Regions from separate parts of the Mus musculus genome. Here region 2 is linked to region 1. A link is a loop called in an ENCODE intact Hi-C map of the cell type or tissue named here. Cell type or tissue: gastrocnemius. All regions are shown on one strand. Each heading gives the region's core, and the rest is flanking DNA. Links, peaks and the distances in the headings are about the cores only. Region 1 holds the start of Sec61a2 (Sec61, alpha subunit 2 (S. cerevisiae)). Region 2 holds the start of Cdc123 (cell division cycle 123).

Region 1 (2,910 bases), core at 1-2,500:
CCCGCTCCATTTCAGTTAGCTGCATTTCAAGGTTGTAATTCTCTAAGTAGCCATATCAAGGTACTTGCTTACACACAAGAATTGCTCAGAGAATGTCAACTACATTTCATTAAAAAGTACTCCTTTCCCAGGCTACTTCTGCAGTAAATGAAAGACAAACCAAGGTTTAGGGATAGACACTGCCTCCTACTCCGGCAGGACTCCAAAAAGGTAGAAGTAACTGATTTTGGTGATAATTTATAATTGTCATGTTTGTTATAGAAGTACATTTGGACTATTTAGAAAGTAAATCTAGGGCTGGTGAGATGGCTCAGCGGGTAAGAGCACCCGACTGCTCTTCCGAAGGTCAGGAGTTCAAATCCCAGCAACCACATGGTGGCTCACAACCATCCGTAACGAGATCTGACTCCCTCTTCTGGAGTGTCTGAAGACAGCTACAGTGTACTTACATATAATAAATAAATAAATCTTTAAAAAAAAAAAAAAAAAAAAAAAAGTAAATCTAAATTCTGAAAACATTTACCTGCAATTAAAAAAACAACAACTATGGGTCACAACACTGGGAAACTGTCTAGAATCGCCTCCCTTCCCCATCTCAGCCCAGGCTACTCTCCGAGATTTATTGCTAGTTTATGAATTACTGTACTGGCGTTCAGGATCAAAAAACGCTGTTGCGTGCCGCCATGTACTGCCTCTCCCCGTGTTGCACAATTCCATTTTTATTCACAATTCAAGGCCAAGGGTCTCTTATTTCCTTTCCAATTTTCCCCAAATGTCTACTGTTAGCCAATGGAGTGCATCGCAACGTTATCCCTTTATACACAAACATGTGAACTGCTAGGTAAAGTATCTGTGTGAAAATACATGAGGGTGAGTGATTGGGCAGGGCCCTGGAAGGATCTTATAATGCGAGGCCTCGTCCATACCTTGCGCACCAACTTACAGTTTTCAATGAACACTACAGAATGACTGGGAAGAATTAATCTAGGAAAATGCTGAGCTACTGATCACACGCCTTTCCTCCCCTAAAACGCATGCTACGAATCACATTTTTAAAAAAGGGAGACTTGGTGGGGGAGGTTATGGGGGACTTTTTGGGATAGCATTGGAAATGTAAATGAGGAAAATACCTAATAAAAAATATTTTTTTAAAAAAAGGGAGACTTATTCGTCGCAACACACCAAGGAAGCGTGATTCAAGAATAATAATTTAAAAATTAATGAGTTTCCTGAGATTCAGAAAAAGCCCAAGTGGTCCAAGCCGTGGAGTGTGCTAACTACCCCCCGCCCCCAGCCAATGGCCTCCCCGCGCCATCCTCGCTCCTCGCCTCCTAAGGGGAGCAAACCGGGACTTCTGAGTTCCCGTGACCCGCCGGGCAAGGCCTCGCTGACCCGAGGCGCCTTGGCGGGTCCCCAGCTCGCTCTGCCCGTGGCGACCCCAACGAGGCCTGCGCATCCCCCGCACCCAAGACCACCCCAAGGAGTAAGCGACTCCACTGCCCACAGCCCGAAAGGACCCGCGGCCTTCGAGGTTCGCGCTCCAGCCACCACACTCACTGCCCATGGCGGCGGCTCAGCACACCCGGCGGGCACCCGCGGCCTCGCAGCTGCCTCCGCTCCGTTCCTCACGACTCTGGCCTAGGCGGCGGAGGCTGGGGACACGCTCTGGCCGTCCCCGCACAAGCTCCGCCCACAGAGTCATGTGACATGCGCTCTAGGCTCCTCCCAGACCTAGCCTGGCCGTTGGCGGACGTCCACCGCGTTGCTATGGTCACCGTTGGCGCGGCGGCGGGGGCGGGACTGGATGGCAAGAGGCGGGGCGGCCTGCCGTGGTGGGCGGTTCTTAGTTGCTCTACTCCAGGACAAGGGTTTTCCTTTTCAAAGCTGTTTTCTAGATAAGGTTTCCTGGTCCAGGTACCCCAAGGCCTAGAGCTGAGCTACCTGAGCCAGACTTTTCTTTCCGCCCCATCTTAACTGTAACTTCTTAGACATTTGTGAAAACTGGTAATACACTGCAGACAATAGTACTTTCCAGTACTTCCCCATCTTCAAAATAGACATCAAGGCATCAAGAGGTATAAACTCTTTTATCTGTCTCTCTTTTTCAGAAAGAAACCTTTTTAGGCCGGGCGGTGGTGGCGCACGCCTTTAATCCCAGCACTCGGGAGGCAGAGGCAGGTGGATTTCTGAGTTCGAGGCCAGCCTGGTCTACAGAGTGAGTTCCAGGACAGCCAGGGATACACAGAGAAACCCTGTCTCGAACCCGCCCCCCCAAAAAAAACCCAGTAAAACTTCCAAGGTAATATAGGTAAATTAGAGAAGTTAATTTCAGACTATTTTTCCCAAATAGGAAATATATGGAAAACATAAGAAATTTGAGTAAAATGGTTCTTTCAAGGTGGTAATTTTTATTTTGCTAAGAATAATGTGATATATGGGGGGTGGGTATGGGGGACCTTTGGGATAGCATTGAAAATGTAAACAAGGAAAATACCTAATTAAAAAAAAAGAATAATGTGTCATTTTAAGCAAAATTCATTATTTTTAATATTTCAACTTACTAATTACATAACTGAAGCTCTAGTTCTCACTGAACATTAAACATGCATAATTATGGACAGCAGATAAGAAAAACTAACATTTTTAAGAGGAAAGAAAATACAGTAGTGTTTCATATGAAATAATTCAAATGTCCCTTTCTGCAACACAATTCAGAATGTGGCTGATATAAAGGTAGAAAGGCAGAAGACATTTTCATAGCTCTGTCAGGGAAAACTGTAACAAGAAATAATAAACTTGTGAGAGGCAGCATAGGAAGAAATTTAGAAAGAGCAAGACAAAAACATTTTTAAATATATTAAATTCCATCTTAGAGTTTTAATATCTTTTAATTTAAGAAACCAAAAGATA
Region 2 (2,910 bases), core at 298-2,797, 50 kb before region 1:
ATATGTGGCATACATTTTAAGTGTACTAAAATAATTCACTTTGGGGCTGGTGAGATGGCTCAGTGGGTAAGAGCACCCGACTGCTCTTCCGAAGGTCCAGAGTTCGAATCCCAGCAACCACATGGTGGCTCACAACCATCCGTAACAAGATCTGACTCCCTCTTCTGGTGTGTCTGAAGACAGCTACAGTGTACTTACATATAATAATAAAATAAATAAAATTAAAAAAAAAAAAATTCACTTTAATGAGGCTTTATTAAATCCAAAAGGTAACAGGCAACATTTTTCATGTGTTTACTATGTGCTACAAAAGAGTGGCAACATTTTAAGTATTTTTTTTCTTTTGCAATTCTCATGACAATCCTATTATGTTTCTAAGTTTTCAAATGTGGTTTAGAGAGATTAAGTAATTTGCTGAAGATGCTGATAGAACCAGAATTCAAAGCCAGACAGAGGGTTCTGACTCTACAATCTAATTCTTGGGGGCAGGATTTTGTTTTTTGTGGTTTTGTTTTGTTTTGTTTTTGGATGCACCAATTCACCGTGGGCATTCTGCAAACCTGGACAGATTCCTTGTTCCAGGCCAGAGAACTAGAGAATAGGATCCCACCTTCTCAGCCAGGCGGTGGTGGCTCACGCCTTTAATCCCAGCACTTGGGAGGCAGAGGCAGGTGGATTTCTGAGTTCGAGGCCAGCCTGGTCTACAAAGTGAGTTCCAGGACAGCAAGGGCTACACAGAGAAACCCTGTCTCAAAAATCAAAAAAAAAAAAAAAAAAAAAAAAAAAACCCAAAACCAAAAACCAAACGATCCCACTTTCTCTCCAGATGGGTTGCTTCTTCTCAGAACACTGGATCGTCAGTAGCAATGCAACCTATACACACTACCAAACTGGAGCTTCATCCAGACTTGGAGGTACCGTCTGTATCACTGTTCTCATTGTACAATGATGGAACGCAACTCTCACCAGAGGGGGTTGTCGGTCAGCAGCAGGCAAAGTCTCCAGTTTTGTTTTGTTTATTGCCTTGCGCTTCTGACAATTCCCAAAGTATCTATTTCAATCTACCCTACCGAGGACCCCCACCGCCTCCCTACCTCCCTCGACTCGCTCTTTGATTCCGAACAGGACGCACGGCAAACACTGATCTACTTGTTAATCTTGCTCCGTCAAAGCCAATAGAAAATCCGCAGCTCGACACAGTCGCTCCCACTGAGTAGAAGGCCTGCGGATTTTGTTTAGTTTTCTGAAGGGATGGGATTTACCCAAACCCCCCGGTTTGACTCCGGGATAGGTTACCTCTTGATGGTAAGGCTTCGGAAAAGTGGGTACCACGCGGAGAACTGACAGTGACTAACATGCTCCTTCTTCATTCTCCAGCTGCCGCGTCAATAGCCGCCTTTCCCTCTCCCGCCAGCCCTCTCCCGGAACCCTGCGCAGCACTTCCGGAAGTGCCGACCGAGCCGTCTTAAAGAAAGGACTCTTCCGGTCCGTAAAAGTCCGCTGGCGCTAGACTCTAGAGCCATGGTAGACTGTATGCTTAGCGTGCCCACACAGACGCGCAAGACACACAGAGATCTGAGTCCGCAGAGAAGAGGCACGAAAGCGTAGATTTTTAGGAAGCTTACATCTCCGCTTTCGTCTGTATGCACCTCGACCCGGAAGGTAATCATCTGAAGCTAGCTGAGCTTCTACGGGTGCCTGGAGGAGGACGTGTGCACATCCTCCTTGCACCACGAGAGGCGCCGGTGTCTCTAGCGGTGGCGCCTGATTCTACGGAGACTGCAGCTTCTGCCTGATCCTTTTTCCTTTCCTCCTCAATCCCTTCCACATCCCACAGTTTAGTGTAGGTAAGTGGGCGCGAGCCAACCTCGGTACTAAGTGTCCTTGGAGAGGGGAAGGGAAAAAAGGGCGCGAGCACAACCGATGGTGCCCAGAGTACAGCCCGCCGCGCGCGCGTGTCTCCGCGTCTGCGCCTGAGCGCGAGACGAGAACCCGGGATCCAGGCGGACCAGCCTGGGCTACGAGAGGAACCTGGGAACAGCACAGTAAATGTTGGAACACATCAGTTGAGGCATCTACAAGAAGGATGGCCCCTTCTCATTCCGGAAAGTAGATTTTAGAGACACAGGGAAGAAGTCCCGCATGCACGATTCTGGGGAGGAGGGTGGTATTTTACGATCCTGAAGATGAAAGAAGCGATGTTCGTCTGAGAAATCAAGAAAAAGGGGAAAGTTGTGTCTTTTAAGCTTAAAGTTTAGTCCAATTCCGAAAAAGTTACCAGTGTGGAAAAAGCACATATTTTTATCAATGTCTCTGCAATGATGAAATCGTAAAAGGTTGGAAGAGTTTGTATACGACAACTTGTGATATCATTTTTCTCCCTACTCCTTTTTCCATCTATCATCCTACAAAGTTCAGTTTCTTTTTAAAAAAAAAAAAAAAAAAGGAAAAAAATCACCAGCTGCAAGAGACAGGCCTTTCAAACCCTCTGGTGCTTCCTGTAATGTAGAAGCCTTGGGCATGTTCCAAGCACGTATTTGTCCAGAAGCACCACATTTCTGATACTCACCCTCACAGAAAAATAAATTGCATTTTCCACAGCGCATCTAAGCAGTTTAAATTAGAGAGAGAGGAAAAACCCCAGCCACTGTTGACCTCTTTAGAAAGGTATTTGTTAGAACTGATGAACAGAATCCTCTGTATTTTGAATTAGAATTCGTGCTCGCGCGTGCACACACACACAGGAGAGGTATACATTGTTTGAAATGTTACAGGTAAAGTGGTTGGAAGCATTGCTTAAAGAATACCTTCCAAAATCAAGATCAATGGTTTATAATGTTGCAGTGTATAATGATGTGTTGTGGATAGCAGAGCTTCTTATTTAAGAATGGTGGTATCCAGAATTAATCA

The links. Peaks named below come from ENCODE experiments on the same cell type or tissue, not always from the same donor. Only the 100,000 strongest peaks of a DNase experiment are listed, where the experiment ranks them.
Region 2: a loop joins it to region 1, with 5 times the contacts of the local background. A loop is called at or near these places in 7 of 42 quality-filtered maps.

Annotation. Positions count from the first base shown.
Region 1 is chr2:5,893,700-5,896,609 of GRCm38, forward strand. It overlaps Sec61a2 (Sec61, alpha subunit 2 (S. cerevisiae)), which reads right to left and starts at 1,733. Exons shown (of 12, transcript NM_021305.4): 1 at 1,558-1,733. The coding sequence starts at 1,564. It overlaps Gm13267 (predicted gene 13267), which reads left to right and starts at 1,765. Exons shown (of 3, transcript NR_166420.1): 1 at 1,765-2,075. It also overlaps a transcript of Dhtkd1 not described here. In gastrocnemius, for the core only: a CTCF peak has its summit at 1,555; DNase peaks (open chromatin) are centred at 858, 1,739 and 2,151; H3K4me3 peaks cover 1,617 bases; H3K27ac peaks cover 1,376 bases.
Region 2 is chr2:5,843,539-5,846,448 of GRCm38, forward strand. Cdc123 (cell division cycle 123) reads right to left here and starts at 1,639. Exons shown (of 13, transcript NM_133837.5): 1 at 1,297-1,639. The coding sequence starts at 1,370. Nudt5 (nudix (nucleoside diphosphate linked moiety X)-type motif 5) reads left to right here and starts at 1,496. Exons shown (of 10, transcript NM_016918.3): 1 at 1,496-1,847. In gastrocnemius, for the core only: a CTCF peak has its summit at 1,740; DNase peaks (open chromatin) are centred at 1,450 and 1,759; H3K4me3 peaks cover 2,206 bases; H3K27ac peaks cover 1,624 bases.